Linked DNA regions of Homo sapiens: region 2 is linked to region 1. A link is a loop called in an ENCODE intact Hi-C map of the cell type or tissue named here. Cell type or tissue: CD14-positive monocyte. All regions are shown on one strand. Links, peaks and the distances in the headings refer to the core of each region. The heading gives the core; the rest is flanking DNA. Region 1 has its middle 64 kb from the start of LINC01562. Region 2 holds the start of CDKN2C (cyclin dependent kinase inhibitor 2C).

What was found. A loop is a pair of places that touch in the nucleus more often than their neighbours do. Peaks named below come from ENCODE experiments on the same cell type or tissue, not always from the same donor. Only the 100,000 strongest peaks of a DNase experiment are listed, where the experiment ranks them.
Region 2: a loop joins it to region 1, with 2.3 times the contacts of the local background. A loop is called at or near these places in 2 of 110 quality-filtered maps.

Annotation. Positions count from the first base shown.
Region 1 is chr1:51,162,837-51,178,986 of GRCh38, reverse strand. No RefSeq gene overlaps it. Among named protein-coding and RNA genes, the nearest start is that of LINC01562, 64 kb to the left of the region's middle. In CD14-positive monocyte, for the core only: no CTCF peak of the experiment used is centred there; DNase peaks (open chromatin) are centred at 5,976 and 8,426; H3K4me3 peaks cover 1,065 bases; H3K27ac peaks cover 2,994 bases.
Region 2 is chr1:50,967,891-50,984,040 of GRCh38, reverse strand. It overlaps CDKN2C (cyclin dependent kinase inhibitor 2C), which reads right to left and starts at 13,796. Exons shown (of 2, transcript NM_078626.3): 1 at 13,544-13,796; 2 at 9,407-10,148. The coding sequence starts at 13,672. The coding sequence ends at 9,771. RefSeq lists a cis regulatory region at 4,769-5,278, silencers at 5,710-5,929, 5,950-6,009, 6,240-6,409, 14,458-14,727, 15,278-15,537 and enhancers at 6,560-6,639, 6,730-6,839, 6,910-7,199, 7,540-7,589, 14,958-15,027. In CD14-positive monocyte, for the core only: no CTCF peak of the experiment used is centred there; a DNase peak (open chromatin) is centred at 6,880; H3K4me3 peaks cover 3,218 bases; H3K27ac peaks cover 606 bases; H3K27me3 peaks cover 4,756 bases.

The DNA of each region.
Region 1 (16,150 bases), core at 5,399-13,398:
CTTACATTAAAACTTAGTCCCAACCTTAATGTTCATCAGCTGATGAACGGATAAGCAGAATTTGGTATGTTTGTACAATAGAATATTCATTCACCAATAAAAAGAATGAAGTCCTGATACATGCTGTAACACGGAGGAAACTTGAAAACAACCTAAGTGAAGAAAGCCAGCCCCAGAAGACCACATATGTGTAATTCCATATATATGAGATATCCAGAATACGTAAATCTAGAGAGACAGAAAGTACATTAGTGGTTGTCTGGGCCTGATGGTTGCAGAGACTGGGGGAGAAACGGGGAGTGATTGCTAATGGGTATGAGATTTCTTTTTGTGGTGATGAAAATGTTCTAAAATTGTTCACGGTGATGGTTGCTATTGTGTCCGGAATTGGTGGGTTCTTGGTCTCGCTGACTTCAAGAATGAAGCCATGGACCCTCACGGTGAGTATTACAATTCTTAAAGATAGCGTGTCCTGAGTTTGTTCCTTCTGATGTTCGGACGTGTGCAGAGTCTCTTCCTTCTGGTGGGTTCGTGGTCTCACTGACTTCAGGAGCGGAGCTGCAGACCTTTCTGGTGAGTGTTACAGCTCTTAAAGGCGGCCTGGACCCAAAGAGTGAGCAGCAGCAAGATTTATTGTGAAGAGCGAAAGAACAAAGCTTCCACAGTATAAAAAGGGTTCTGAGAGATTGCCTGCTGGCTCCGGTGGCCTGCTTTTAGTCCCTTAATTGGCCGCACCCAGATCCTGCTGATTGGTCCATTTTACAGAGAGCTGATTGGTCCGTTTTACAGAGAGCTGATTGGTCTGTTTTGACAGAGTGCTGATTGGTGCATTTACAAACCTTCAGTTAGACACAGAGTGCTGACTGGTGCGTTTACAATCCTTTAGCTAGACACAAAAGTTCTCCAAGTCCCCACCTGATTAGCTAGACACAGAGCGCTGATTGGTGCATTTACAAACCTTTAGCTAGACACAGAGTGCTGATTGGTGCATTTACAATCCTTTAGCTAGACAGAAAAGGTCTCCTAGCCCCCACCCGACCCAGAAGCCCAGCAGGCTTCACCTCTCACTATCAGTATGGGCCCACGGATTTTTTTTTTTTTTGAGTCAGGGTCTCACTCTGTCACCCAGGCTGGAGCACAGTGGCTCACTCATAGCTCACTACAGCCTTGAACTCCTGGGCTCAAGTGATCCTCCTGCCTCAGCCTCCCAAAGTGTTGGGATTACATGCATGAGCCACCACACCTGGCTGGATTATTTTTTATTCAATATATTATAATCTGTTACATAAATGTAGTCATTCATTTTAATTTCAAATATTTCCTAATTTGACCAGGGAAGCCCCTTCAAGCTGGCTTAGATGTCCTCTTGGCATGGTGTCATCAATTTATAAGCACTGCTTTACTTTAGGCACAAGAAAATGTTCCAGAATCACTTCATATTTTCTTTGACCTGGCCCTGAAATCAGCCATTTTTCCAAGGAGTGTTGTTCCTTTGAGTGGGAAATAGTTTTTAGACACCAAGATCTGGGTATTAACTGTGTTCATTGCCACTGGGATGAGTTGTCAATATGAATATACATAGTATGAATATATGATGTTAGAGGTATCAGTGTAAATTAACACACACTATGCATATACATACATACATACATACATAATTATACCTCTAATTCCAATTCTATTCCACACCACAGGGTTCTTTTTCCCCTTCTGGGGTTCTACTCTACCTGTAGGCCCATTAAGGCCCTTCTAAGGAAGTGATATTAGAGATGAAATCTGAATAATATTTAAGAGTCAGCCATGCCCAAATTTGGAAATAGACCCTTACAGCCAGAAGGAAGAAATACAAAGACTTAAGGCAGAATTAAGTGTGGTATGTTTAAGAAACGTAACAGCCGGCTGGGTGCGGTGGCTCATGCCTGTAATCCTAGCACTTTGAGAGGCTGAGGTGGGAGGATCACCTGAGGTCAGGAGTTTGAGGCCAGCCTGACCAATATGGAGAAACCCCTGTCTCTACTAAAAATACAAAATTAGCCAGGAGTGGTGGTGCATGCCTGTAATCCCAGCTACTCGGGAGGCTGAGGCAGGAGAATTGCTTGAACACGGGAGGCAGAGGTTGTGGTGAGCTGAGATTGCGCCATTGCACTCCAGCCTGGGCAACAAGAGCGAAATTCCATCTCAAAAACAAACAAATAAACAAAAAACCATAACGTGTGGCTGGAATGTATCGAGTTACGGGGGAGAAGGGTTTGAAATGAAATTAATGAGGCAGGAAAGACTTGCTGCATACAAAACTGTACAGGATATAATGAAGGATTTGAAATTTATTTACTTATTTTATTTTTACAGACAGGGTCTTGCTCTGTCTCCCAGGCTGGAGTGCAGTGGCACAATCATAGCTTATTGCAGCCTTGACCCCTTAGGCTCAAGTGATCTCCTGCCTCAGTCTCCTGAGTAGCTGGGACTATAGGTGCAGGCAACCATACCCAACTAATTTTTTTATTTTTTGTATTGATGGGGTTTCACTATGTGGCTCAGGATGAGCTTGAATTCCTGGCCTCAAGCAATCCCCCACCTCGGCCTCCCAGAGTTTTGGGGTTACAGGTGTGAGCCATGGCTCCCAGACTGGAATTTTAGTACAATAGGGAGGCATTGGAAGGTTTTGAGGAGATTGCGGTAATCTGATTTATGTTTAAAAAGATTACTTTGGCCGTTGCATAGAGAATGAATTGTTGAAGAAAAAGCAGGGAGATACTTATAAGACTTACAGTAATCTAGGCAAGATAAAATAATGACTTGAATTAGGGTAACACAGATGAGATAGAAGAGAACAAATCTGGGATCTATTTTGGAGGTAGAGATGGTTGGACTAATTCTGAATTCTCAAATGAATTCTGAAAATTCAAATGAATTTTGAATTCATATATCTACTATGTACTATGCATCGTGCTAAATCCTGGGGATAGAAACATTGAAAAGATACAAGCCTTACTTTTAAGGAGCTCATAAAACAGTAGAGGGGATAGATATACAAATAATTATAATACTGTATGATGAACACAGAATTAAGCATGAGGTAAAACACAGGTCCAAAAGAGGAAGAAATTTACTGCCCGAATGCAGAGAGTAGTTACATAAATCTTCACAAAGGAGCAGAGAGCTGTCTTTTACAGGATAAAAAGGTAGAAAGTAAAATAGGTGTAGGTGCATGAAACAGCTTGGTGAATTCCAAAAACCCTTTAGGATGAATGAAACCTAGAATTTAAGAATGGGTTTAGTCTCAGGTGGAAGCAATTGAGGAGGTTTAAGTGAGAAATGATAATATTAGATTTGCATTTATGAAATATCACTCTGACCTTATAAGGAAAATGATAGATTTGAGGAATAATGCAAAACCAGAGGTAGGAGGAACTTCCACTTCCAGCCATCATGCAATAACAGGGACTGTTCTACTTAATTAGAAACCCAGAAAAAATTATGAAGCAATGTTTCTGGACATTGGGTAACAGGCATTGCAGGACTATCAACCCTAAGATACAGGAAGTAAATGAAGTGAACCCTTGAGTTCCCGACTTACTGCCTGGAGGAAGTTTCCACACGGCAGATAAGGAAAGAGGAATTTAAAGAGTCTGGTGGTCTAGTTGAGTTGAGGAGACAATCACTGGAGTTTGGGGAGGCTAAGACAGCTAGTACTGGTGAGGCAGACTGTCAAAGAGGAGGGAACTGCAAAAAGAAAGAGCTTTGGAGAACTGCAGAGGATTCTCCCTGAATCTTTGGCTGAGGACTGATCTGTGCACATGTATGAGGAAATTATCTGAAGCTAAATATTGGAAAGCAGCAGGCCAAACAATTCCGATAGCTTACCCAGGGCTGGGAATATTTTGTGTGCAAAGCCGGAGTGGGAAGACAAAATAATATATAGTGGATCGGATAGAGTCCTCAGAAGGGGAACACCTTAGTAGTGGAGCTAAATTTTGCTTAGATTAAAGGCTGATCTGGACCCAATCTAACAATTTTTTTTTCTCTGTTGCCCAGGCTGGAGAGCAGTGGCACTGTCATGGCTCACTGCAACCTCCGCCTCTGGGGTTCAAGCAATTCTCCTGCCTCAGCCTCCCGAGTAGCTGGGAATACAGGTTCGCGCTACCACACCTGGCTAATTTTTGCATATGTAGTAGAGATGGGGTTTTACCATGTTGGTCAGGCTGGTCTCGAACTCCTGACCTCAAGTGATACTTCTACCTTGGCCTCCCAAAGTGCCGGGATTACATGCGTGAACTACCGCGACCAGCCCCAATCTAACAAATCTTAAAAGCAAGACTCAAAAGGATCACACTGATTCTATGTCCTTAAAATGTTGACAAAGTCCAACATTATTTAAATAATTTTTAAAAATCCGCCAATGATGGATTTTTGTTGGTGTTGTAAGCAAATACACTCAACAATGTAAAAACCACATTGTCAGCCAGGCGCAGTGGCTCATGCCTGTAATCCAGCACTTTGGGAGGCTGAGGCAGGTGGACCGCTTGAGGCCAGGAGTTCAAGACCAGCCTGGCCAACATGGCAAAACCCCATCTCTACTAAAAATACAAACATTAGCTGGGGGTGGTGGCCCACACCTGTAATGCCAGCTACTTGGGTGGCTGAGGCACAAGAATCACTTAAACCTGGGAGGCAGAGGTTGTAGTGAACCAAGATGGCACCACTGTACTCCAGCCTGGGTGATAGAGTGAGACCCTGTCTCAAGAAAACCAAAAAACCAAAATATCCCGCAATGTCTAGTATCAGATAAGAAATTACCAGGCAAATGGAGAAGCAGAAAAATATGACCTTTAACTAGGAAAAAAATCAATCAAAAGAAAGACAGAAATGACAGAGATGATGGTATTAGCAGACACAGATTTTAGAACAGCTACTGCAAATACACTTCATAATTCTGAGTAAGGTTGCTCTCAGAAAAAACTATATTTATATAAAAGTATATCTATCTATCTATCTATCTATCTATCTATCTATCTATCTATCTGTCTATCTATCATCTTAAAACATAGGCCACAGGAACTGGCATTTTACTTGGTATAGGAATTTAATGAGAACCAAATCACAAAAATATCAGATCTCCTTTTGAGGCTATGGATAATCAGGCTGTTCAGACAATCACCACTTCCAGTGCCTGTTATGTGTTAAATTTAGATAACTACCATTTAGATGCTAAAGAAAGAAGAGGAGATTCAAGTTTCTTAATGATGCTGTTGGTCTTTTTCTTATATTATTGTTTTGGTTTTGTGATTTTGGTGAATAATTTAAGTTCAAAGTCACCTGTGGCTTCTAAGGAAAAAAATAACATCCTGAAAGGCAGAAATTATTTGAACATATTCTCACATGCCCCCTTTAGTTTCGTTTCTAGCAACATGTCTGTAGACCTAAGCTAACTTGACATTGCAATAATCCATCAGGCTTTAAGGATTTTTAGTGAGTTTTTTATATTTAAGTCTTTCTATAGAATTCTTTATAAAACTTTACCTAATTCTTGTTTTTGCTTCCTCAGAAACTCAGTTTTTGTTACACCTGCCATCCTTTACTGGATTTTTCTTTTGATTTGTTGTTGATGTTCTAGCAATGAGCATCATACTTTTATCTCCACCTTAAGAGACCGATGCAGAACGTAAAGCAGAAGCAGTGAACATGAAAGTGGCTGTGGGATTCAGAGACGAAATCCATGTGTCTTTTTCTCTATAGAATTGAAGGATTGACATTTCTCAGTAACTACCTGGCAAAATACGTGTTTTCATAATGTTGAATTTGCCTCTCAGGGAAAAATGTTTCATAAAACACTTGAAAGATACTTATTTTGAAATTAATTATAAAACATTCATGTTTTTATCTTAGGACTGAATTCAAAGGGAAATGCTTCTTTGCCTTTTAAAAAATTGTTTGACTTTCAGCTTTCTGTAGTTACGATTAAAGCAGAAGTGATGGGTGCTATTTCCTGGTTCTGCAATGCTTTACTTTGCCTACTAAGTGATTTACTTTCAAACCTCATTACAGATAATCTTACTAAAAGAGTTAACACGCACTCTGCTAAAAGGTGTTTTACTGTTTTCCATGAACAGCATTGTATGAACAATGTTTTATGAAATGCTGTCTTTTTGTCCTGTAGATTGCCATATCTGTTATGTAGTTATCATATTGCCAAGTCTTTTGTTTTTTTCCTCTAAAAAATCCTCAGACTGGCCAGGTGCGATGGCTTACGCCTGTAATCCCAGCACTTTGGGAGGCCGAGGCAGGCAGATCACAAGGTCAGGAGATGGAGACCATCCTGGCTAACATGGTGAAACCCCGTCTCTACTAAAAATACAAAAAATTAGCCGGGCGTGGTGGCACACACCTGTAGTTCCAGCTGCTCGGGAGGCTGAGGCAGGAGAATCACTTGAACCTGGGAGATGGAGGTTGCAGTGAGCCAAGGTTGTGCCACTGCACTCCAGCCTGGGCAACAGAGCAAGACTCCATCTCAAAAAACAAAATCCTCAGACTCTGTGTCAATCTTCCACATTCTGAATATTATAATACTTTGGCTGTTTCTGTAGAAAGAGCACTTGCAAGTGTGTGTCTTGAAATACCCTCTTGTGTTTGTGTGATGTTAGGTTGTTAACTTGAGATCTTTCTAGCTTTCTGATGTGGCCATTTAGAGCTATAAATTTTCCTTGTAACACTGCTTTAGCTACATCCCAGAGGCTCTGGTACATTGTATCTTTGTTCTCACTAGTTTCAAAGAACTTTTTGATTTCTGCCTTAATTTCATTATTTACCCCAAAAGTCATTCAGGATTCTTTTTTTTTTTTTCAGAGACGGAGTTTCACTCTTGTCACTCAGGTGTGATCTTGGCTCACTGCAACCTCCGCTTCCCATATTCAAGTGATTCTCCTGCCTCAGGCTTCTGAATAGCTGGGATTACAGGTGTGTGGCATCATGCCCCACTAATTTTTGTATTATTAGTAGAGATGGGGTTTCACCATGTTGGCCAGGCTGGTCTTGAACTCCTGACCTCGGGCGATCCACCTGCCTCTGCCTCCCAAAGTGTTGGGATTACAGGTGTGAGCCACCGCACCCAGCCAATTGAGTGAATTTCTTAATCTTAAATTCTAATTTGATTGCACTGTGGTCCAAGAGACTGTTTGTTATGATTTCAGTTTGTGTTTGTGTGCTTATGTGAGTTCTGTCTAAGAAGTCAGATAAGCTCTGGAAGCTTCGTTGTATGTGTCTGCATATGACTGTGTATCTGGGTTATACTGGCAGGCAAAATCCTGCTCTTAGATGGGGTGGCTGAAAGATAAAGTTTCCTGAACTCTACTTGCTGTGTATGTACCCCATTCATACTTCAGAGAGGTGGAATCATCTACAACACTGCATTTCTTGTAATTGTGCTGTTGCTGGTATAAAGTCAAGTGCCTTCAATGCTTAAGGCTCAGATATTTTCCTTAAACTGATTTCAGGTCCTGTGAAAGTGTTTTCTACAACCTGTATAACCAGTACTTTCTAAAACTTGTTTATACTTCAATAGTACCTGTGATTAAAAAAATTTTTTTCTTATTTTTGTTATTGCCTTTTCCCACAAGTTCTAATACATAGTGATTTTTAAAGAAATATATACTATTTTGGCCAGGCGCAGTGGCTTACGCCTGTAATCCCAGCACTTTGGGAGGCCGAGGCGGGCAGATCATGAGGTCAGGAGATTGAGACCATCCTGGCTAACATGGTGAAACTCCGTCTCTACTAAAAATACAAAAAATTAGCCAGGCGTGGTGGCGAGTGCCTGTAGTCCCAGCTACTCGGGAGGCTGAAGCAGGAGAATGGCATGAACCTGGGAGGCAGAGCTTGCAGTGAGTGGAGATCGCGCCACTGCACTCCAGCCTGGGTGACAGAGCCAGACTCTGTCTCAAAAAAAAAAAAAAAAAGAAATATATACTATTTTAACTTAGGTATCTTCAAACTTGCATTTGTCTGTGCAAAGCATTGTAAGCTGATACATTTCTCACTCACTCTCTCTCTCTTTTTTTTTTTTTTTACAGGTGTGCACCACCACGGCCAGCTATTTATTTATTTATTTATTTTATTTTTAGTAGAAACAGGATTTCACTATGTTGGCCAGGCTGGTCTTGAACTCCTGGCCTCAAGTGATCTGCCTGCCTCGGCCTCCTGAAGTGCTGGGATTACAGGCATGAGCCACTGCGCCTGGCCCTCGCTTTTATTCTTTTAAAAAATAATTTGCTATTTCAAGTAAAAATAATAATGATGTAGTGTGGCGTTTTAAACAAAAGTAACAGTAAAATGCATGACAACAAAGCACAAAGAATGGTGGGGGGAAATGACATATACTCTTGTAAGATACTTACACAATGTACTATATGCACTAGATACAGTCATGCATTGCTTAACAACAGGGATATGGTTTGAGAAATGTGTCATTAGGTGATTTCATCATTGTGCAAACATCATGGAGTGTACTTACACAAACCTAGATGGTATAACCTACTACATACCTAGGCTATACAGCATATAGCCTATAGCTTCTAAGCTACAAAACTGTATAGCATGTTAATGTACTGCATACTGTACAAAATTGTAACACAATGGTAAATATTGGTGTATCTAAATGTATTTAAACATAGAAAAGGCAATATGTTGTGCTATTATGTTATAATGGGTACAACATCACTAGGCAACAGGAATTTTTCAGCTCCACTGTAATCTTATGGGACCATGGTCATATATGTGGTCCATTGTTGACTGAAAAATTATATGGTGCATTACTGTATACAAAATGTATACAAATATACTATAATAGCATTTTAAGGTAAACTACTATAACTTAAAGACATATCATACAATTATGGTGATATGTCATTCTTTTCAATTCTCTTTCTTAGTTTCCACATCTGCTGTGAGGCCAATCAATATTGAAATAAGAACAGGGCATCATGGATTTTCTTTTGCCTGAAATTCAGCCATTAGATAAATTTACCACCCCTTCTTGCTTGCTAGGACCTAGAAGGGTAAAATTTTTAGATATTGGTTTGATCAATGGTTGGAGGCCTTTAGAGACTGTAAAACTGGAACACTGCTTTCAAGATAGTAGGCTGATCAGGCGTGGTGGCCCATGCCTGTAATCCCAGCTACTTGGGTGGCTGAGGCAGGAGAATCATTTGAACCCAGGAGGAGAAGGTTGTGGTGAGCTGAGATCGTGCCACTGCACTCCAGCCTGGGCAACAAGAGCAAAACTCCATCTCAAAAAAAAAAAAAAAAAAAGATAGTAGACTGATTACATATGACAGTTGCCCTCAATAATATGCTTGAGAAATAATTGAAAAACTACCGAAAAAAAGTAGAAAGTTCTGGTAATGACATAATTGCTTATACTGAATAAATTCTCCTGCAGATAACGATTATGAACTGAAGGGCCACTAAAACAGAGCAGAAGCTGGAGATTTGGCATTTGAAAGAAGGAAACAATAATACATTAGTTAAGATATATGTTTAATAGGCTTTCCCACTTAGGATATTCCCGACTTTCTGTAATACCTGGAGGCTAGATCTGAAAGCAGAAAGCTAGAGTCTTATTGACCTGAGGAATTAGAAAAGGAATTTCAAACTGCCAGAGCGCCTGGAAATTAAGGAAGGGAGAAAATCCTAGAAAGGAGGGAGATGTGGATGTCAGAGCCCCAAATTTGTATATAAATGCCCCTCAAATCCTTGGCTCACTTTTGAACTGTACATGCATGGGTGAAAATCCAAGGGATCTGGAGAAAACAACAGCTGGGAACTGAAAGAGCCAAGCAGACGCTTCAGCTGTTGTCAACCACAGTGGAGACAGACTTTAATCTTTAAAGACTTACTTGACTTGAATAAGAGGAAAAGCTCTAGCTCTGATAAATATGTCTGACTTGAGCTACCACAGTATAGAATTGTGGCTCCTCAACCACTTCGCAGATTTGAGCCGGTTCACAGGCCCAGATCCCTTTGGATAAAGAATGGGTTTTGAAGAAAGACCCTGCCTCTCTGTTTGAAATTTACACTGTAAATCTTTCTCCTAGGCTCTCCACAAAAGCTTTGCAGCCATTTACCAGAGTGACAGTTTATTAGGCTAAGGGAAATAAAAGCTAGATTTTTCTTATGGATTACTAGATAATGGTTGTGGACTGACATAATTCCTGGAGACCTAAAATGTCACAGTGGTCTTCTAGTCAAAACAGAGGCTTATGGAGGTCAGGTTATTAATGGAGTTTTGGTTTGGGTTCATCTCAGTGGGCCCATGGTTATTACTCCAGTTCCAGAATGTGTATTTGAAATAAATGTACTTAGCAAATGGCAAAATCTCCACACAGGTTCCCTGACCCGTGGAATGAGGGTTATTGTGGTAGCAAATGCCAAATGGAAGCCACTAGAATGGTTTTCCCTTTCACAATAGTAAACCAAGAGCAATACCACATAGATTGTAGTGATTAGTGTTGCTTAAGGGATGCAGAGGTGGTGATTTCTGCCACATCTTCTTTCAACTTGCCTATTTGGTCTGTGGAGAAAATAGATCTTAGAAAATGAAAGTAGATTGTTGCAAATGTAATCATGTGGTTCTTCCAACTACAGCCACTGTTTCAGGCATTGATTCATTGCTGGAGCAAAGAAACACATTCTTTTGAATCTGTTATCCAGCTACTCCACTGGCAAATGCTTTTCTCTCTCTTCCTGTTATTATAGACTACAAGTAGTAGTTTTATTTCACCTGGAAGGATCAGCACTGCACCTTCACTGTTCTACCTCAGGGCTGTATTACCTCTCTAACCCTCCGTTATGTTATAATCTGGTCCAAATGGGTCTTGATCCATAGGATATTTTTGAGATCATCCTGACTGGAACTGGTGAGCAAGAATTACCAGCTACTCTAAACAAGTCAATAATATAATGTGTGCCAAAGGGTGGAAATAAATACCAAAAAATTCAAGAGAGTGTTGCCTCAGTAAAATTACTAGGCATCGAGTGGTCTGGAGCATGTTCAGATATCCTTCCAAGGTGAAAGACTAGTTTCTGCATCTGACTCCACCAACCACCAAGAGGCACAATGCTCAGTGGGCTGCTTTGGATATTAGAGGCAACATACACTTAGGCACCAAGAGGCGCAACGTCTAGTGGGCTTCTTTGGATATGGGAGGTAACATATACTTCTTTAACTGTGCTACTCTGACTCATTTGCTGAGTAACCCGAAAGAGTTCTTCTAGTTGTGAGTGGGGCCCAGAAGAATAGAACACTCTGCAACAGGTCCAGGCTGCCATGTCAGTAGTTCTGCCACGTGGGCCATATGACCCAGCATATCCATGCTTCTTGAAATGTCTATAGCAGATAGGGATGCTATAATGGAGACTTTTACAGACCACTATTGGTAAATCAGAGCCTATAGAATTTGAAGCAAAGCTATGTTCTCCTCTGCCAATAATTGTTATCCTTATGGCTTGCTATTAAACTACTAGAAACTTAACATATGACCATGGTCACCAAGTTACTACATGAGTTGAGCTGTTTACCATGAAGTGAATGTTGTCTGATCCATCAAGACATAAAGTTAGGCATGCATATATGCACTCAGTCAATTAGTGGAATTGGGACATAATTGGCTTTGAGCATATTCTGAAGGCATAAACAAATTGCACAAGGAAATGGTTAAGAGATCCATGGCTCTTGGTCCTATTACATGACCTTCTCTTTCTCAACACATATCAATGTCATCAAGTAGAGTTTCTTGTCACCAGTTGACTGACGAAGAATATACTTGAGCTTGGTTTACAGATAGTTCTGTATGATATGCCAGCATCTTCTGAAAGTTCACAGCTGGAACACCACAGTCCTGCTAAGGTATGGCCCTGATGGGCATTGGTGAAAGAAAATCTTCTAAGTAGGTATAACTTTGAGCAGTGCACTTGGTATAGCCTGAAAGGATAAATATTCAGAGATACAGATCTCTACTGATTCATCGGCAATAGCTATTGGTTTGGCTGGAGGGTTGGAAACTTGTAAAAAGTACAATTAGAAAACCAGTGACAGCCGGGCGCAGTGGCTCACGCCTATAATCCCAGCACTTTGGGAGGCCAAGGCAGGAAGATCACCTGAGGTCAGGAGTTTGAGACCAGCCTGGCCAATGTGGCAAAACCCTGTCTCTACTAAAATACAAGAAATTAGTGGGGTGTGGTGGCGGGCGCCTGTAATCCCAGCTACTTGGGAGGCTGAGGCAGGAGAATTGCTTGAACCTGGGAGGCGGAGGTTGCAGTGAGCTGAGATTGTGCCATTGCACTCCAGCCTGGGCGACGGAGTGAGACTCTGTCTCAAAAAAATAAAATAAAAATAAAATAAAATAAAATAAAATAAAAATAAATAAAAAATAAGTAAATAAAATAAAATAAAAAAAGAAAATCAGTGACAAGGAATCTGAGGAAGATGTATGTAGATAAATTTCTCTGAGTGGGTACAGAGTGTGAAGATAAATTTGAGCCCCATTTAGAAGCTCCTCAATGAGGAACATCAGAAGATGTTAATAGTCAGGTAGATAAGATGATGCAGTCCATGAAGTCAGTTACCTTCTTTCAACAGTCACCTTTGTCCTTGCTCAATAGACTCCTGAACAATGTGGCCATGGTGGAAGGGATGGCGATTACTCATGGGTTAGCAATATGAACCTCCACTCTCTAAAGCTGATATGACTATAGCCACTTCTGAGTGCCCAACCTGCCAACGGCGGATACCAACACTAGTTCTCCATTTCCTGAGGGTGTGGAGGGGGTGGGGGAGTTGAGTCAGCCACCTGCAGCCAGGTTGATTATATTGGACTGCTTCCACCGTGCAAAGGCATCTTTATTCTTACTGGAATATACCCTTACTTTGGAAATGGATTTGCCTTCCAAGACCACATTCCGTGGACTTCAGAGCACTTCATTTACCATCATGGTATTTTGAAAGGATTGCTTCTGACCAGAAAATAATTTTACTTTACATCAAATGAGGTGTGTCAGTGGGTTAATGCTCACAGAATTCACTTGTCTTACCATGTTTCCCATTACCCTGAAGTAATAGCCTAATACAATAGTAAAAGGAGTTTTGAAGACTCAGTTATAGTGCTGGCTGGCTGGCAATACTTTGCAGGGCCCAGGAAATGTCCTCCAGGATGTGGTACATGCTCAGCTACCAAGATATGGTGCTGCCTGTCTCATGGCCAGGATTCTCAGGCCCAAGACACAAGGGTGACTCCTCTCACTATTACTCCTAATAATCCAGTAGTGAATATTTTGCTTTCTGTCTCAGCTATGTGATCAGTTACAGAAATAATGATGGTAGCAATTATAGCTATTTCAGTCTTACTTTGAAGTGTATTTGTATATATTTTAACCAATTCTTTTTCTTTTCTTCTCCTATGTCATTTCCTTACTATCTAACATCTGTTAATAGTGGTTAACTAAGCATCTCATTACTTAGGTTAACAGAATGCAAATAGAGATCTGTGACTCACTAGATGAGAAACAAATGTCACCCAAAGACAGATAAGGGGACTTTGTAGCCTCTTTTAGCAAGAGAGTTGATACTTTTTTGTTGTTATAAAAGAGGTTCTGAGGCCAGGCATGGTGGCTCACACCTGTAATTCCAGTACTTTGGGAGGCCAAGGTGGGCAGATCACCTGAGGTCAGGAGTTTGAGACCAGTCTGGCCAATGTGGTGAAACCTCATCTCTACTAAAAATACAAAAATTAGCCAGGCATAGTGGTGCATGCCTGTAATCCCAGCTACTCAGGAGGCTGAGGCAGGAGAATTTCTTGAACCTGGGGGTAGGAGGTTGCAGTGAGCTGAGATCGTGCCCTGCACTCCAGCCTGGGTGACAGAGTGAGACCCCCACTCAAAAAAAAAAGGTACTGTATCATGTCTGATTAAAGCATGATTTTGCTATTTTTTATTGTATATATTTAGAATGTATAACATGATGTTTTGCTGTACTTATCTTGATCTACATATACATAGTGAAGGGATTACCACAGTCAAGCAAATTAATATACCCATTATCTCATACATTTACCTTTTCTCCCTTTTTTTTCTTGTTATGGTAAGAGTACTTAAAACCTACTCTTTTGGCAAATTATCAGTATACAATATTATTAACTATAGTCCTCATGTTGTACATTAGATCTGAGACTTATTCATCACACATAACTGCAATTTTGTACCATTTGATATACATCTTCCCATGACCCACCCCTGCCACTGGTAAGCACCATTCTACTCTTTATTCGTATGTATTTGTTTGTTTAATATTCCATATATAAGTGAGATCATGTAGTATTTTCCTTTCTGTAACTGCCTTATTTCACTTGGCATAATGTCCTCCAAATCCATCCATGTTGTGGTAAATGGTAGGATCTCCTTCTTTTTTAAAGCTGAATAATATTCCTGTATATAATATGCATAATAATCCTATATAATATATATATTATATACTTATGTATTCAGTTTCATTCTTCTACATGTGGCTTGCCAGTATTCCCAGCACCATTTATTGAATAGGGTGTCCTTTCCCCACTTTATGTTTTTGTATGCTTTGTCAAAGATAAGTTAGCTGTACATATTTGGCTTTATTTCTGGGTTCTCAGTTCTGTTCCCTGGTCTACATGCCTATTTTTATACCAGTACCATGCTGTTTTGGTAACTATAGCCTTGTAGTATAATTTGAAGCTGGGTAACGTAATGAATGCTTCCAGATTTGTTCTATTTGCTTAGATTTGCTTTGGCTATGTGGGCTTTTTTTTTGTTTCCAAGTGAATTTTTTTCTTTCTTTTTTCTTTTCTTTTTTTTTTTTTTTTGAGACAGAGTCCTGCTCTGTCACCTGTCTTGTGTCTCAATCTTGGCTCACTGCAACCTCTGCTTCCTGGATTCAAGCGACTCTCCCACCTGATCCTCCCAAGTAGTTGGGACTACAGGCTCACACCACCACACCTGGCTAATTTTTGTATTTTTAGTAGAGACAGGATTTCACCATGTTGGACAGGCTGGTCTCAAAACTCCTGACCTCAAGAGATCTGCCCACCTTAGCTTCACAAAGTGCTAGGATTACAGGCATGAGCCGCTGTGCCCAGCCTGGTTCCATATGAATTTTAGGGTTGTTTTTTCTAGTTCTGTGAAGAATGATGATGGTATTCTGATGGAAATTGCATTGAATCTGTAGACTGCTTTGGGCCATGTGGTCATTTTCACGATATTGATTCTATCCATCCATGAGCATGGGATGTGTTTCCATTTGTTTGTGTCATCTGTGATTTCTTTCAGCAGTGTTTTGTAGTTTTCTTTGTAGAGATCTTTAACCTCCTTGGTTAAGTATATTCCTAAGTATTTTAATTTTTTTTGCAGCTGTTTTAAAAGGGATTGAGTTCTTGATTTGATTCTCAGCTTGGTTACTGTTTGTGTATAGCAGTGTTACTGATTTGTGTACATTGATTTTTTTTTTTTTTGAGACAGGGTCTCACCCTGTTGCTCACTGCAACCTCTGCCTCCTGGGTTCAAGTAATTCTCTTGCCTCAGTCTCCCAAGTAGCTGGGATTACAAGTGTCTGCCACCACATCTGGCTGCTTTTGTTGTATTTTTAGTAGAGATGGGGTTTTACCATGTTGGCCCGCTGGTCTCAAACTCCTGACTGCAAGTGACCCGCCTGCCTCGGCCTCCCAAAGTGCTGGGATTACAGGCATGAGTCACTGCACCTGGCTTGTATGTTGATTTTGTATCCTGAGACTTTACTGACTTCATTTCTCGGGTCTAGGAGCTTTTTGGATGAGTCTTCAGGGTTGGTTTTGTTTTGTTTTGTTTGTTTTTGTTTTTGTTTTTGGAGATGGAGTCTTACTCTGTTGCCCAGGCTGGAATGATCTTGGCTCACTGCAACCTCTGCCTCCCAGGTTCAAGCTATCCCCCTGCCTCAGTCTCCCAAGTAGCTGGGACTACAGGTACATGCCACAACGCCTGGCTAATTTTTTGTACTTTTAGTAGAGATGGGGTTTCACCATGTAGGCCAGGCTGGTCTCGACCTCCTGACCTCAGGTGATCCACCTGCCTCAGCCTCCTAAAGTGCTGGGATTACAGG
Region 2 (16,150 bases), core at 3,048-11,047, 190 kb after region 1:
ACTTTCCATTGTTCACCTGATATATTTGTTAGACATAAACACCCTCAGAGGTTACATGCTAGAAAAACAAACATTTTTCTTCTCAGTAAGGAAAGGTTCCCACTGTAGGACATTCAAATCCATATCATTAGCCTTCTATAAGATTTTCCATGATAAGGGTGCTTTTGGGTGCAATGTGCACCACACACTACTATGCACTTGCTTATACCCTGCTTACTTTCCAGTTGCTTTAGTATGCCATATGTAAACTTCATTTACCCAAATCGTTTTTAAGTTCCTTGAGGTCAAGCATGGATTTTCTATTACTGTGTATTCCTGTAATAGCTGTCATTTATTAAAGGCTTACTGAGTACCAGGAACTTTGCACACATTTCATTTATTATTTACAATAACATGGCAAATTAGGTATTATTACCCCCATTTCACAGATGTGGAAAGCCTCAGATATAATTAGTCCCAAGACTGTAAACCTATTAAGTGACCATAATGATGGGTCCTTAATATGTGATTGTTGAGTTGATGGATTTGTGGTAATTTTCCTGAAAGATCTTTCCATCTGGCCATAGTGCAGTAGAAAAAGACACCAGTTTGTATCCTTATGCTATAAATTACTAGCTTGTGACTGTGGACAAGTTACTTAGCGTCATCAAATCTGAGTTCCTGATTTGTAAAATGGGATAATAAAGCCCAATCCATGAAGGAGTCTTAAATATTAAACTAGGTCATACAGATGCAAAATAAATATTGATTTATTAACTTGCTTATGTGTTTCTTTTCTCTCACTGAAATATACACTGAATGAATAAGTGAATAAATTAAGAAGTACCAAGAAAAGACATTTATCAAAGTATCTTTTTTGTATAAATATGATTTAATAGCCTATAAATTATGACAAAATTCAATATAATTCAATAGTTTTTAGCATTCTTCTATGCGAACATATTCACAACTACATTAAAACATCTTCAGATCATCCTCTCAGATCAATCACCATCACACTTGTAAATGCAGACCACTTGTTTTTAGCATGTTCAGATCCTTTTCCTAAATATCTAGGATTTTATTTCCTCCTACAATATTGGATAGGAGACAGTAATCTTTTAATCTAATGGAAAGATATTTAAATGCTTTTTTCACCACTCCTTTTCCCCAAATTAGTAGATGATTTTTGTGTGAGGTGATTTTTCTATCAGGTAATTTAGTATCGTTGTTCCATAGCTTGAATTTTATGTCGGATATTTCAATCCGCTTTCTCTTCAGCATGTTCTGTTGCTGAGTAGAGAAACCTCACAATGGCCATAGACTGTTCTATTGTTTAAATTCTATGTATTTAAACTCAAAACAATGATATAAAACATGACTTTACTGTAGAAATGATAAATTAATTGTACATTGATTTTAAAGATAATATCTTTGTTTGTGGAAAACAAAAAAGTGCTACTAAAAATTCCCAGATCTCCATCCTGGTAATTCAAAACAGAATATTTTCCTTAGAAGGCACTAATCTTTAAAATTCTTTTATGTTGGTAAGCCAAAACCTCTACTTGCTGATCTTAGGGCATGGTGCAAGATCTTTCAATAAGGTTTGATGAACCAACAAGTGTTCTGGAATATTTCTTGAGGAAATTTTAAAAATTAGAATATTAATAAGTTAATATGCATTGTTTATAGATAGTAGTCATATAGTTGAAGAACTGTGCATTTTGAACCTTTAAAATATGATAAATAAGCCTTTTTAAAAGAAAATGAAAGCAATCACTGATCTTCAGCTGATGTTGTTATGTACAATTCTCTATTATATTGCCAAATTAATATTTTCTCTATGACATCTGTGATGTCCCTCTGGACTAAAAAGACATATATATATTCTTTCTGTTAACTGTCTTTATACAGTTATTTGCTTTTCCATTAGGGGCATGGTATATTTAAACAACTGCAGGCAATTTATACTAGCTCAGAGTCATTTTGATCAGTCTTGGGCAAATTAACCAGCCTTCAGTCAGTTCAGTGCTCTCTCCTATGTGGCCCTACTCCGGCTTCACATTGAATAGTCCCTCAGTCTAGTCCAGATGTCCAACTGTATCCACTCACCCTTTCAGAATGATGTTGTGCTTGCTATTTTTAGATGGAATATGTGTCTGCTGTATGTTAGTAAAACATGTAAATTATGTATGTAATTTATACATGATATATATCAAGTAGTGTGTTTTTCTACTATGTGTTTCAAAAGCATTATCCAAATGAAAATGATAAAAAAACTTCCCACAAAACTGGAAAATGTTTCATACCAAGAAAGTTAATTTGTTTATATTTACCATTGTGATATAATGAAGGAAATTTTTTTGGTCTTGTTTGCCCTGCTTTTGGATTCTTGGGCAAATGTCTTTTACTGGTCTTTTTTTGTCCTTGCTTTTGGATTCTTTAGCAAGTTGTCCACCATGTAATTAATATTAAATTAACCTATAGGCATTGCTATCTAAAACTTTAAAATATTCATTGTTCCTCTTGTCACTGTCATACTTTCTTTTCTAATGTTTGAAATTTCTAAATTGCGGATAAGTGACTTTTTAATATATTTGCCTCATGACAAGCTTTTGAAACATTAACTTAGGTAGAATGAGGAGCTGCATTGGTGTTTTCAGTTCTAAGATTTTAATTTCTATCTTTCCCAGGATCATTAATTAAAATGATTTAACCTATATCTAAAAAAAATCAGTTTATATTTCTTTAGTAGATCATAATTTGTCATCTTAAAATAGTAATGTGAAGTGAATTGATAGTATTTGTTCCACATCCATTTGCTCAGTACTGAACTTTAGTAAGAAATATCTCAGCATATCCACATATACATAAGGATACTCATATAGGACAGGACCAACAACATTATTTTGATTAACTGGTTAGTACCAACTATATACTTATGGATAAACATAGCAAGCTTTGGTCCACATACAAAGTGCAAAATGTAACTATAAAATAACAACAATACAATTAAAATATGTAATTTACCAGTAGGAGTAATTTATTTTTAAAAAATTGCTTTGGATTTCATACCACAGTCTTTTCCTCATATTTTTCTGTAAAGTATTAACAAATTAACATTTTCTTAAAATGATTAGTCTTATCAATATGACAAATTAAAATGTTATTTTCTGAAGATCACAAATTAAGATTTTCTAGATCTTAATTCTATGCTGAAAATGTTAGCATGTATTGAAATGTTAAATATTATAAAACATTTCAACTAATTTATATGCCAAACATAAATACACAATTGATGTAATCTAATGTACACTTTTTTTCACTTAACTTTATTTTAAATACAATATAGGCTGAATGCTTTTTCACTCATAGGCCTATGATAAATTTGAATTAATGGGGATAATAACTACTTTTAGCATCATTAAACATGACTTTAAAAGTTGAAGTAATGTTTGTGAACAGGCAAATAGGTGGCTGAAGAATCAGGAGTAAAGAAGTATTGAAAACCTCTATCTACATGCTACTTTTGTTCATCACCTAAAATGTGGAGACAAAAAAATATACAGAGAAATTTTTTTAAAAAGTGGGGTGGACAGCCAAAACTATAGGTGATAATATAGTGAAATATTTTGTAAACCATTGTTTTTAATTATGTTTTGAAAAAGATACTCTGGAGTGATCAATTACTTTTATATCTCACGATTATTAAATGTTATCTTTCATAGTTAAAAAGCACACCACAGTATACAGTATTGTCTATGTGAATACTGAAACAAGGAATATTATCCTGTTAATCATCAAGTGCTGATTAATTTAACAATTTCATCCTATTTATTCTTCTAATATATGAGTTTTTATTTCATCTTGAATCATCACCACACTATAACATTATTGCTGATTTGCAAATTAATTATTCTAGGCCTTTCAATTGTTAGTATTTATTCACAGCTGTTCCAAAGTTTGACAAAAATAAGAATACATGTTCATTTTTAAATGGCCTGTATAGGTTTGGTGTGAAGTGCCTGAATTAGCAGAATCGGTATCAGAATGCTGATATATCACTGAGGACAGTTACTTTTTAATAAAATTATCAGAAGGAGAAAACTATGGAACAAGAATTGCCAAAAAAGTTCCAAAATGTAAGACAGGATATACTGTTACATTAGTTGTGTACGGAGTAGCCAAATTATAGAATAATTATTCCTAAAAATCAGTAAGTTTTTTTTTTATTTTAGAAAATAATGTTTCCAAAGCATAAATTTTAAGCTCAGGACAAACTTCTTTACCAGCCAGTTGTGCAGACTGTCCACTGAGAAGGAACAGGGAGTGGACTGTATTTTAATAGAGTTGTGATAAATAATTTAGTTGCATTTCTAAATTAAAAATTCAACATTAAAAGATGTTGGCAGTTTCCTTTTTATGTGATCTTTCACTATTCATACAACTAATCTGAAAATCTAAGACACATAATGAAAATAAAATTCGCATGATACTGCTTTATATGGTCAAGATAAAGTATCAGCTTTTTCTAAGTAACTACTCTTAGTTACTTAGAAAATTAAAAGAGCAGAAGCTTCTGTCTCCAAAAATGTCCAGGAAGATTTTTGAGTTTTTCATGCATCAGTTTCAGAAACTGTCCCATTATTTTCATGTTAAAAGACAATATCACTTTAATTATACCAAATTAAATGCGTATGAAGTCCTGATAAATTATTTCTTTCATAGCATTGGTTGTATGTAGCATTTCTTCTTAGTGCTCAAAAGAAATGACGTGTAGTTGGATAAGGATTGGTGGTTTTTTACTTCCTCCCCCAAAGAGCTGATGTTTTTGGCTGGTTGTTTTTTGTTTTTGTTTTTATTTGGTGGTGGGGGGAGACATGAGAGAAAAGAAAAAGGCTGTATTTAGAATTATTGAACAGGCCTACACTAAAATTCTTCCTTGTCCGATGAGGATGAGGGCTGGGGGAGAAAGGTGAGGTGGAACAATTGAAGTGTAATAGTATCTGCGTAGTTTTTTTAAATGTACAATCTCTCTCCCGGTCTCCGGTCCCCCTGCTCCTATGTGCTGGTACCTCTGGACTGTTCAGAAGCCATTTTAGAACTCAGGAAGCAAAATATGTGAGTTCCACTGTGCTTCTGCAGGTGCTGTGGTGGCAAGGATAACCTTTGCTCGCTTGCCGGGGGGTGTAACCACGCTGTTATTTAATGTCTTTGAGGATTAAAGACACCACAGAAAATTCCAAACCCACATCCTAACACCTGAAGCTCGCACAATGTTTCTAGAGCAAATGACAAAACATTTCACTGGAACCTTAATTTAGCAAGTCTGTGTCCAGATCTGGGGATTTTTTTTTAATTGTTTTGAGGCGTCGCTGATGATCCCTACAGTACTCGATTTTCAAAACTATTTCGGGTTGAAAAAAGACCCCTTTCTAGGTGTTTTGCGCACCCGAGCCCTGCAGTTCACGGTGTTTCGGGAGGAGGGTCTTTCGGAATTGAACGTGCATTGTCAGTCCTGGGCGTCTAGTAATTTGTGGGGTTGGGGGGGGGACCGACAAAACCATAGGTCAACTTCCCGAATAGTCTGAGGGGCTAAGAAGCCAGAGAGGCATTTGCCTCCTCGCAACTGGACGCGAGGCTCAGAGCCCGGCTGTCCTCAGCTGTCATGGGGGGAGGGGAAGGGAGTGCTGGCATCGAGGTCGGGCGCCGTTTGCTCAGCCTCCCCGCTGCGTCCCGCCGCCAGCTCACCTCCGCGAAGAGCTAGGCACTCACCGGCCCGCTGGCCCTTGCTCCCTGGCCGCCCTCCGGCCCCGGTCCTCAGGCACAGGTCGCCAGAACCGTCCAGTGGGATGGCTGCCGCCTCCTCGGGGACCGCTGCCTGAGGGCCAGGACCGGGGTCGCCTGGCCGCCCGGGGAACCCGCAGCTCCCGGGGCGCTGCGCCGGCGGCCGGGAGGCGCCGGCGCCCGCTCCCCCTCCCCGCCCCCCCGCTCCCGCCTCCTGCCCGCGGCGCGGTGCTCCTGCTCGCCCCGGCCGGCCGCGCGGCCGCGCACACACTCACTCCGAGGGCGCCTCCAAGGTTACCCGCGGGTGGGGGCTGGGGCAGACTCCGGCCACTGGCCTCCTTCGCTGCTTTCCTATCGCCGCGGCCCTTCTGCCGCTCCAGGGCCACTGGGATCCAAATCCTAACGCAGAAGACACTCCAAAGTCCGGGGAGGGAAGTCAAGCTGAGAGGCAGGCCGGCATCTGGGCAGGGGGCGGCCTTAGTTGCCTCCGGGTGCCCGGACAGCCGGGTCAGGCGAGGTCGCGGCAGGAGGGGGCTGTGACTCCGGCGGGCGCGCTCCGTACAGCGCAAGCTGGGCTGGGGGCAGCGCGCGGGGGCTGCAGGCAGCACCGAGGCGCCCGAGGCGCCCCGGGCCCGTAGGGGGGCAGAGACAAGCGGGCTGCCAAACCTGCCGAGGAAACTAACTAAATAAAAGGAGACTGTTATTTAAGGCGCGGAAATTTGAAATATTTGGACAGGAAGAGAAAAGAAAAGAAACCTTAGCGAGGGAGGGGGAAAAAACGCGAGCTAACGGTTTTGAAGCTCCCCCACCCCCACCCCTGGCTTTTCTGCGCGCCCTGAGGGAGCTCTGGGCTCCAGCTTCCTATCACTAGGGCCCCGGGAGTTGGAGCTGGAGTCTGGAGAAGGAGTTTCAGAGGGACAGAAAAGATGTCTTCGCAGCCCCTCCGTGGAAGGCTTGGGTTGGCTATGGGCAGAGCTTTACCCGGGGTCTCAGGTGGGAAATTTGTTTCCTGCCTCTCACTAGGTTCCTGCGTGGAGCTGTTTTCATGGGACTGCCATATAAAAGCAGAACAGTCTCCAGAGACCGAGACAGGGACTTTCCCCCGTAGCCTTTTGATGAAGGTTGCTTAGGGCAGCCAGGAAGGCTGTGAGCACGACCTTTTCTTGCTCCAGCACTGTGACTGCCCGGCGCCTATGGACTATTTACTTCTACCCCCGGCAAAAGCCGAAAGCACCTTTTTGGGAACTGAGATTTCGAAACCAGTCCTGGGCCACGGACTCCATCCACAACGTTCTTTTGATCAATACGATAAGGGAAATACATCATATTGCTTTCTCGGGACAGAATACTTAACCTACTTATTGATCAGTCGCCCATTGTGGTGTGTGTGTACATGAACTCATCACACCGTTGCAAGATGCATAATGTTTATCAGAAAACTTAATTCACTACCAAAATGTGATAAAAGACACTTTGTTTAGCAGTTCGGGGACCAGAACTTGAACCGAGGTCATGTTAGTGCCCTCCACCCCCAGGTGTAAGCCTGGCTTCAGCTTCCTGGGCAAAGGCTGAGACCAAGTTTCCCGACGTGAATGTGGACGCAGCGGTGAAGAACTGAATTTGAGAGCGCATCCTCTGCTTTGTATCCTCCATCCTTACAACAGCGTCGTCTCCTGGAGCTCTGGACACTCCATTAATTAGCACTTGCATCCCCACTCTCTGCATCTGAATAAGTTCAGACCCCTCCCTCCCCACCTCAGGTCGCTGAAAAATAGGTCCCCAGCAGCACCGTTTCATCCATCCTATACATTTCGGCATGTTCAAGAGGCTTACAGAATATTGTTGAGGTTTTTGAGATTGAATAATGGCTTTTCATATTTCCTAGAGGGGACCACATAACTCATTTCTAAAATACTTAGATTAGCAAAGCTACTTCCCGCACAGAGCTAGAGTAATATGGCGATGTTTTAATGCCTAACAACTTTTAGACTGATGAAAAGATAGAGCGTCCTCTCCCTCTATTGTGCTCCGACCACCCGAGAACAAAGCAACTGCAGAAGTAACTCCTCTTTTGCTTTATGAATGTCCTATGCTTTTATATTTGAAATCTCTAAAGGGAAATTTTATTCTATTAAATAAAGTAAATGCCGAGACATGTTGGATGCTGTGAAGTCCATTAAACTGGATTTTAAAATCATGACCGTCCATCTTTACAGTTGTAACTTGTAAGAGGGTTTTTTAAAAAAATTACTTTCAGTTAGTGTTCTGTTAAAAAATATTCGGCTTATCAAAGTAGTATATTTTGTATATTGACTCCATTTTAGAATCCAAAATATGACACTTTTACTTCAAAACCACCTCAATCTCTGTTTTTCTTAAATAAGTGTTTCAATTTTGTTGCCATCAAAAATAAATTTATTTAGTAATTTGTGGTTAAAGGTGTCAGAGGATGAGGTCTTTTTGCACTTAGGGAATGTAAATTTTACTGCAAAATTAAAAGGATTAATCTTTTCTTTCTATATTCTTTTATACTATCATGGAAAATAAATTATTGAAAACCACTTGCCTGCCACCCAGCCATTCCAATCCTTGTTAGGTCAGGCATCAGAACCATGTCCTTCAATAAACCTTGAGGCATTTTATTCTTTTTGGAGTGAGGGCAGAGAGCTTATGAAGTAGGAGGGAACGTTCACATAAAACATCTTTGATCATGTGGTAGATGATGAATAAAGTATGTATGAATTTGCAAATGATAACTGTATTGAAATCTGTTGTTGAAAAGTGTAAATTAAAATGACCAAGTAGTAGATGCTAGAAAATTGTCTTGGAAATTTAATATTTCTACTTCCTTAAAAAAAATTTAAAAATTAAAAAATTTTTTTTAGGTAAATGTGCTCCTAAAAAGATTGTATACTCTTTTACTAAAAAGTTTTGTGGAAATTAAGTACCATTTGTGGGAGTTGCTCATTTATTATTTTAAAACTTTCTACATTTATTATTCTGCAAATTCTGAAATAGTTATGACCTTTATATGTAATTTATACATTTGTCTCGCTGTTTTTCATTGCCTAAAGATTGATATTTGCACTTTAATGCTTAAACATTTTGTAATTTTACATTTCTTACACTCAGGGAGAAAAAGTCCACATTACACTTAGTGTATTTATGATATAATTTTGGGAAGTGTATTATTTAACCATTTGCTTCATTTTGTGATTAAAAATCCATTAGTGGTAAGCATTTTTAAGGTGGCATTTTCTTTTAAAACTTTAGAGCTAAAATATGTTTTCAGATTGCTACTTCTGAACTCTGTCCTTCAACTATTTGACTTAATGTCGAGAAAAAGGGAAGATTGGACATTAAGGGAAATTCACACTGAAATTTCAGGCTTAATCTTCAAAAAAAAAAAAAGTTGTCCTTATTTTGTTTTAAAGCAGAAATACTAGGCACCAAGGTGGACGGGACATGGGTAAAGGATGAAAACAACTGAATCATCAAGAGAGTATGTCTAGTTTTCCAGTTGGTCTACCTTTTCTAGTGTAAAGACTTAAGACATTCAATAACTTTTAGTACAGTTCTCCTTAGCAAGTGATAAGTTGTGTATGGGTTCTAAAGGAGGGAAAATCACAGAAAAATGTTGTCCTGTTTTGAAAGTGTTTTAATTAGACAAAAGCATCAGGACAAACCATTTTAAAAACAAAGTCTTCAACTTGGGTGTTGAGATTGGCAAAAGGGGAAGCAAGGGAAAAGCCAAGGAAAGATAAAATATTCAGAAGAAAGTCAAAGTTATCTGCAATTACATGTTAGAACAGATTTTGCAGGTTAAAAAGATGTTGCTTAAATATATTCATAAGCCTGTTGTAAGATTTTCACTTATGCAGTTTCAGAAAATTTAGCTGCTTAACATATGACAGAACTGTATTTTAACAAATGACATTAAAAGTCAGGAGAGCTACTCAGTTAATTGATAAAGTAGAGGCAACGTGGGGGAGCCCTCCCCACGTTTATTGAAGATTTGTGGCTCCCCCAGCCCCGTTTGCCTGCATCAGGCTAACAACCTCATTCCTCCCATAGAGCCTGGCCAAATCACAGGCGGTGTCCCCCTTATGGTTCCGATGCCCCACATTGCTGGCCGTGTGCTTCACCAGGAACTCCACCACCCGGAGGTGGCCTTCTTTGGCAGCCAAGTGCAAGGGCAGGTTCCCTTCATTATCCTCGATGTTAACATCAGCTTGAAACTCCAGCAAAGTCTGTAAAGTGTCCAGGAAACCTGCTCTGGCCGCATCATGAATGACAGCGAAACCAGTTCGGTCTTTCAAATCGGGATTAGCACCTCTAAGTAGCAGTCTCCTGGCAATCTCGGGATTTCCAAGTTTCATAACCTGGAAAAGAAGTAGAAATGGTAGAATCCTTCAAGTGCATATGCTACAGAGATATTTTAAAATATCTGCCTGTCCTTCCATTTATGTAACTATTTATTTTTGATGGAGTTCTTGCGGAAGACCCATAGGATGGGGCTTGAAGGGGTCAAATGCAGAAAAGTGCTAGTAGGTGAAAGTAGAAGACAACTTCTAAAAATTGAGCTTCTATGATGGAACGTCTTAAATGGGCCCAAAAGTAGGATAAATTGATCAATAAGATAGAATTTGTGCAACATGTATAGCATTTGCTAACAATTCTGTTCTCTATGTTCCATGAAGAGTTGTGTAATTTCACGAATTTATTAAAATAACAGAAATGGAATTTGGGATTTAAATAAGAGTCTCCTTCTGTTTGATTGTTCATGCTCATAAAATGTGCCTGTGGTATTAATTCTAGAAAATCATATGTGGTTAAACTTTATTTTCTAAATAGCTACTGCAAACAAATAAGGATGTTGAGTTTCTCTAAACCAACTCCATGAGTGAGTGTAAAAATGATGTTTTAAAAATCCAGGCCTGATATTTTCTTAAATGATCAATTTTTACAAGTTCCCTCCAAATAGATATAGCTCCAAATTTCCAAGCATTTCTTAAAAATATTTTTTATTTGCAAGTTATTTAATATTGGCTACTAGGTGTATTCAATGTTTAGAATCCTTCATTTTAAGTTACAAAACAGTACTGATTATTAAGGTGTTAAATAAGCCACAGTGTTCTAAATTGCTTATGATATCAATTTATATAAAACTAAGTTCCTGATATGCCTTGTATCACAGTAGGAAATTATTGTAGGACAACTGTTCTTGAAAATAATGAAATAGTCACCCTATTACATTATATACTGTTTCTCAAAGTTCTGACAAGCCTCCTGATTTTCAAATGAGCAAAAGAAGAAAAAATAAGATATTTAATGGGTGTTTTGGGACACGGACAGCCTTGTCTTGTGGTTTGAGCTCATTTAATAATCAACTGGTGATCCTGTGTTAGTTCCTTTTTCAGTTATTATCAAGCATTTAAGGAACAGCTATTTGTAAACTGCCAACATTTTAAAAGTCAGAATGTGGTATTAACACTTGCTATCAACATACAAATAATTCACATAACAAAGATTATCTACTATTGTTTGAATATATTTCACTCTAACAGTGGTCTCTTATAAAGTATCTTGTAGAACAGCATGCAAATATAAAATACATATAATTTAGTTGTGAAAAAATATTACTTTCATTAACATGCCACACATTTTCAGAATTTACACTGGTTTATTTATATCTAGGTATATCCATAATAATCTAAATTTATAATAAATATCTTGTATAATAGACACTCAATGTTTATGAAATTAAATGCTAATGGAAAATACAAAGTCGTTCTATCTTTTTTAAATGTTTGTTTAAAAAAATCTAATCACACATTAAATAACAAAATATATTTAAAATGAGTAATATTTTGTAAATGCAAACTACATAGATGGACAAGATATTAAGCTCCCCTGTTGATAAAACTGTTGATTTTTAGCTCTTCCTTTGGAGCAGTGGTAAACAGTGATACATAATTTATATTTCAAGAACTTCAATGAAACATACTTTTTGGTTATTAAAAATTGATACGACCACAACTGTCCCTAAAGATTTAGTCATATTTAAGGACCTGGAATGAGAAAAATAAGAGACAGATACCTTGGATCTTCGTAAAGCAAACATACGATTAAGGCCTTTGATATTAACCTGATAGAAAAATGTACACTAGGAAGGTGGAAAAGGCTTTTGAAATTGAGTTAAATAAACATAATTGTAGAAGAAAATTCACCTTTTTTCACAGAAAATAATAGCAATATTGGAAACGGTTTTGAAGAAAGTTATTTCTTGACTTATGACACAACTTCAGAGTCAGGATTATACATATTGAAAATAAGCCTTGAAACTCCAGTTTCTGTGTGTGTGTTTCGTTATATGTACAAGGACTAAGCCACAATAAGTGGGTGTTAGTATCTTGATAAGTATGTTTAATATAAACAAGATTGCAAAGTTGTATTAAAAATGTTTGTCAAAACTTTTTAAAAGAATATTATTAATTTCCCAGTCTTCCTGTTCGTCAAAAATCCTGTAAAATCTTATCATGAACATGGGTTAAGTAGTTCATTCTTTGTGAAGTTTATATAATCTTTTGAGTTTTCAAAAGGAAACTTTTCAATATATTAAATTTGTTACTTTGCTATCATCACTAAACCTGTTCAAAACTACTAGGTAGAAAAAGGAAAAAAAATCATTACTTAATGTAGCAGCAATAACAAGATAAATAATTTAGTATCTGTGCATAAACTTCCTTAATACTGAAATTTTTGCAAGGCCAGTGTATTCTGACTGAAAATGTACAGACTGTATGGACTTTGTTTGTTAATAGTATATCTCTTGGCACTTAAATTTTTAATTCTTGTAACCGAAACAAAGCCCTCTAAAAACCCTCTCCCCACTGGGTTTTCAAAAACAGCTTCAAGTGTTGCATTTCCAAATAAGAATAGCTCATAAGAATATCATCAGAACTCTGATAAAGCAACTATTTTAAACTATTTTGTCATTTTTCTGTTTCTAAGCCTTTCACCTAAGTTACATGATAACATTCAGAAGAGGAAAAAAATTATCAGGTACAATACTTGGCAGCTGGACATGTGTCAATTGTTGCCTGTAAATCTAATTACTGAAAATTAGAGCACACCACGGCATGACCGTAGAGACAAAGACACTGCAGCTGAGCTCTGATTAGAAAATTCAACTTTTTATTCCTCCCGACTCCTGAATGAGTGGATGGTATTACATTAACTGTAAAATGTACATCCTGTCCCGGTGCCCAGGCCACCCATTCCAAACGAGGAAAGGTCGTTTGTCAAAACTTGAAGCATTTGAAGGAAAAACACCCTCATCAGTAGTCAAGAAAATTAACGTTAAAGTCTATTATTGGGGGCAAAGTACGTAAAACCACTAATAGCAGTGTATTTACTTCAAATAATAATCATAATAATGTGTTTACAGAGCTGTCTTTAAAAACAAAACAAAACAAACAAACCTCGGCCCTACACTGACTACTTTAAAATCCCCACCGTCACAAAAACATTCCAAAAACTAAGACCAAATCTGGACCCCACTTGATATCAAGGATGTTATTGGATTTGAGGAGTTTGTTCAAAGTACGTCATTTTGAGAAGTTGCATCCACTTAAAGATATAAAATATGGCAACCAACTAGGTTTAAAAACAGTGAAATTTTATGTCCCTGAAAGCTTAAAAGCTGTAAATCTAGAAACCCGGGTCACGTAGGCAACATTATTGACTTGTTTTCCCCACCTCTCTTAATACCAACCTGCAGCGCAGTCCTTCCAAATCCATTTTGTGCATTGACGTTTACATTATTTTGCAACAAACTAGTAAGTTGCTCTAGGTCCCCCCTGGCAGCTGCGGACGCCAACTCGTTCCCCCAAGGCTCGGCCATTCTTTAGGGTCCTGACGATCAGGAAAAGATGAATTAGTCGTTTTTCTTTTTCCCCTTTCCTTTGCTCCTAACCAGGCTGCATGATGGCATCGGAGACTGACAGAAGGACTGGGATGGTTAATCTGGAGTAGAGCTTGGTAGTAAATACTAGTAAGATCTGCCTGCCAAAAGCCCGCCCCTCGATTCACACGTGATTATTCAGCAAAACTGAGCCATTGGAGAGGGGCTCCTCGCCTCGCTTTTTTAGCTTAACCCCTATGAAGAATTCTGACGACTCCACAGAGAGACACACAGACACACATACATTCCTGGTTAATGACTCCGGACGTCAGATGTAGGCAGAGCTGTCACGTACCTACGCTACAGATCTCTGTGAGGAGTGTGTGTGGAGACTCAAGGGACTATAGATCGGGGCAGAAAATACCGCGGAAGGAAAGACATTCAGGGGGAAGAAAAGGCATTCACCCACCCTTGTTCACGGTGGTGACTTGAGCCGTGTGAGGCAGAACTGCAGGGGCAGGTCCTCCAGGGGGCTCGGTTTCCATCCGTCTCGCCGAAGGGATAGTCCTGGGTCCTCCGCTGCTGGGAGAGCGCCGCGGTGGCTGGATGCTGACGTGCTCCGGAGGGTTAAAAGATGATCGCCAAAGGCGAACGGGAGTAGCAGTTCGGTGGCCCTCAAGTTACAGGTCGTAACGATTGCCCAGTGCTCTGGGCTTCTCCAGAAGAGCCTTTGGTCGCGTCCGGGCCAAGCCGTGGGCTAATGCCGCTCAGGAAAGCTCCGGAGCCCGCCCGCCAGGCAGCCGCAGCCCCGCCGAGCCTCAGAGGCCGTGGGAGCCGGGCTCGGCGCGCGTCTCCGGAGGCTGCCGGGCGTGCGGCGGGCCCCCGAGAAGCCCGTCATGCCGGCCCCGCCAGGTCCCGGGACTCCCGGCAGCCCGAGGAAGGAGAGTGATGCGGAAAGCGTCTACGGAGCCCGGACTGCTGGGGCAGCTCGCGGCAGCATTGCGGCTGCACTGGGCAGCCCCCCCGGGAACTTCCCGCCTACGACCGAGCTCGTTCAGGCTTTCTGCTGTAGGCACTCATTGAGCTGCTGCCGCCGCTGTCCTTTCCTTCCTTTCCCGGTTTTGTGGGGGCCTCTGGAGATGGGGAGAGTCCTGGGAAACGTAGGCCAAGTTCTGAGTAGGGAGAGTCGCCGCAGTTCCGGGGCAGCCAGTCCGGTCGCCGTCTCGGCGAGCGCTCAGCAGCCTCGGCGCCCGGTGCCACTTTGCCACCTCTCGCGGTCCCCGGCCTGTGCCCCTTTGCTGCGGACAGGGCAGCCGCCAGCCAGCTGTGCCCTGGAGCAGAGCCTGGCAGCACTGCTTCCTCCTTGGCCGCACCGCTCCCAGTGACAGTTTCTTTTGTAGCTGATCCCCCCCTAGATCGCCGGTCCCTGCTCCTTTCACCCCTACAGGCACTTGCGTGTCGCCCCCTTTTTTGCTTTTTTCCTTCACTCCCTCCCTTGCTGCTTTTTTCGCTGAAACAATTGCTGCTTCTGTTGCCTCTCAGAGAGGGTGCCGGTTTCTTCTCCCTTTTTTCCGACCTCATCAGCTTTTTTTGAAAAGAAAAAAATTGAGCGCTTTTTGAGTTGAAAAACCCGCCCCCATTTTAACGGCAGAGTTTTAAGGAGGCTCGGCAGAGTTGCAGCGCCGCGGGAGCGGGAAGGCCGGGCGCCGCCCACGCCCCGCCCTCCGCCCTGCTGGCGCTCGCGCTCGCAGTCTCGCACGCTCCGCCCGCCCGGTCCCGCGCCCTCATTCCCGCCTCCCGCTCTCCACCTCCTCCCGTCAAGTCTCTCGCGCCGGCTCCCTCCTGCCGGCTAGGCGGCCTGTCCCCAGCTGGAGCGGGGTTCGGCCCCGCGAAGTCCGGCCTGCCCTTCTGCTGGCGGGCTTGAGTCTGTGACGCGAACCCCCAGCTGCCCCAATTCCTACGGGGGCGAGGACAGGGGTTTGTTATTTAAGACGGTTGTGGAGGGCCGCAGGGTCTTTGAGGCTCCGCAGCGTACGCTGCGGGAAGGCGGACAGCGAGCTGGCATAAAGGGAGTCGTTCCTCAGCGCTAGCGGGGCAGGTCGGCCCGCCTCTGTGCTCCCCCGCCAGGCTCGCAAAGTTCGGGCGGCCAGGCTGCGGCTGCTGCTGCCTCCTCTAGGCGCGCGCGCTCTGTAAACTCGGCGTCCTTCGCTGAGCCCTGGCCTCGGCCTCGCACCTGCCAGATCCATGCCCGACGGCGCGGTGGGCAGGGGTGGCCGCGGGGGTGGAGGGAAAAATCCGGACTGCCACTAAGCACAGTGCTCACAAAAAGCAAGTCTTGTGTAGACTGAATTTTATGAAAACTTAAGACATGGCATATGTAAGAACGAACTCTGAAGCCTTAATTAATCAAGGACTGGAAACTGCGAAATAGTCCTATTATTAGAGAAAAAGGAGAAAAGCAATTAAATTTAAAGCAAA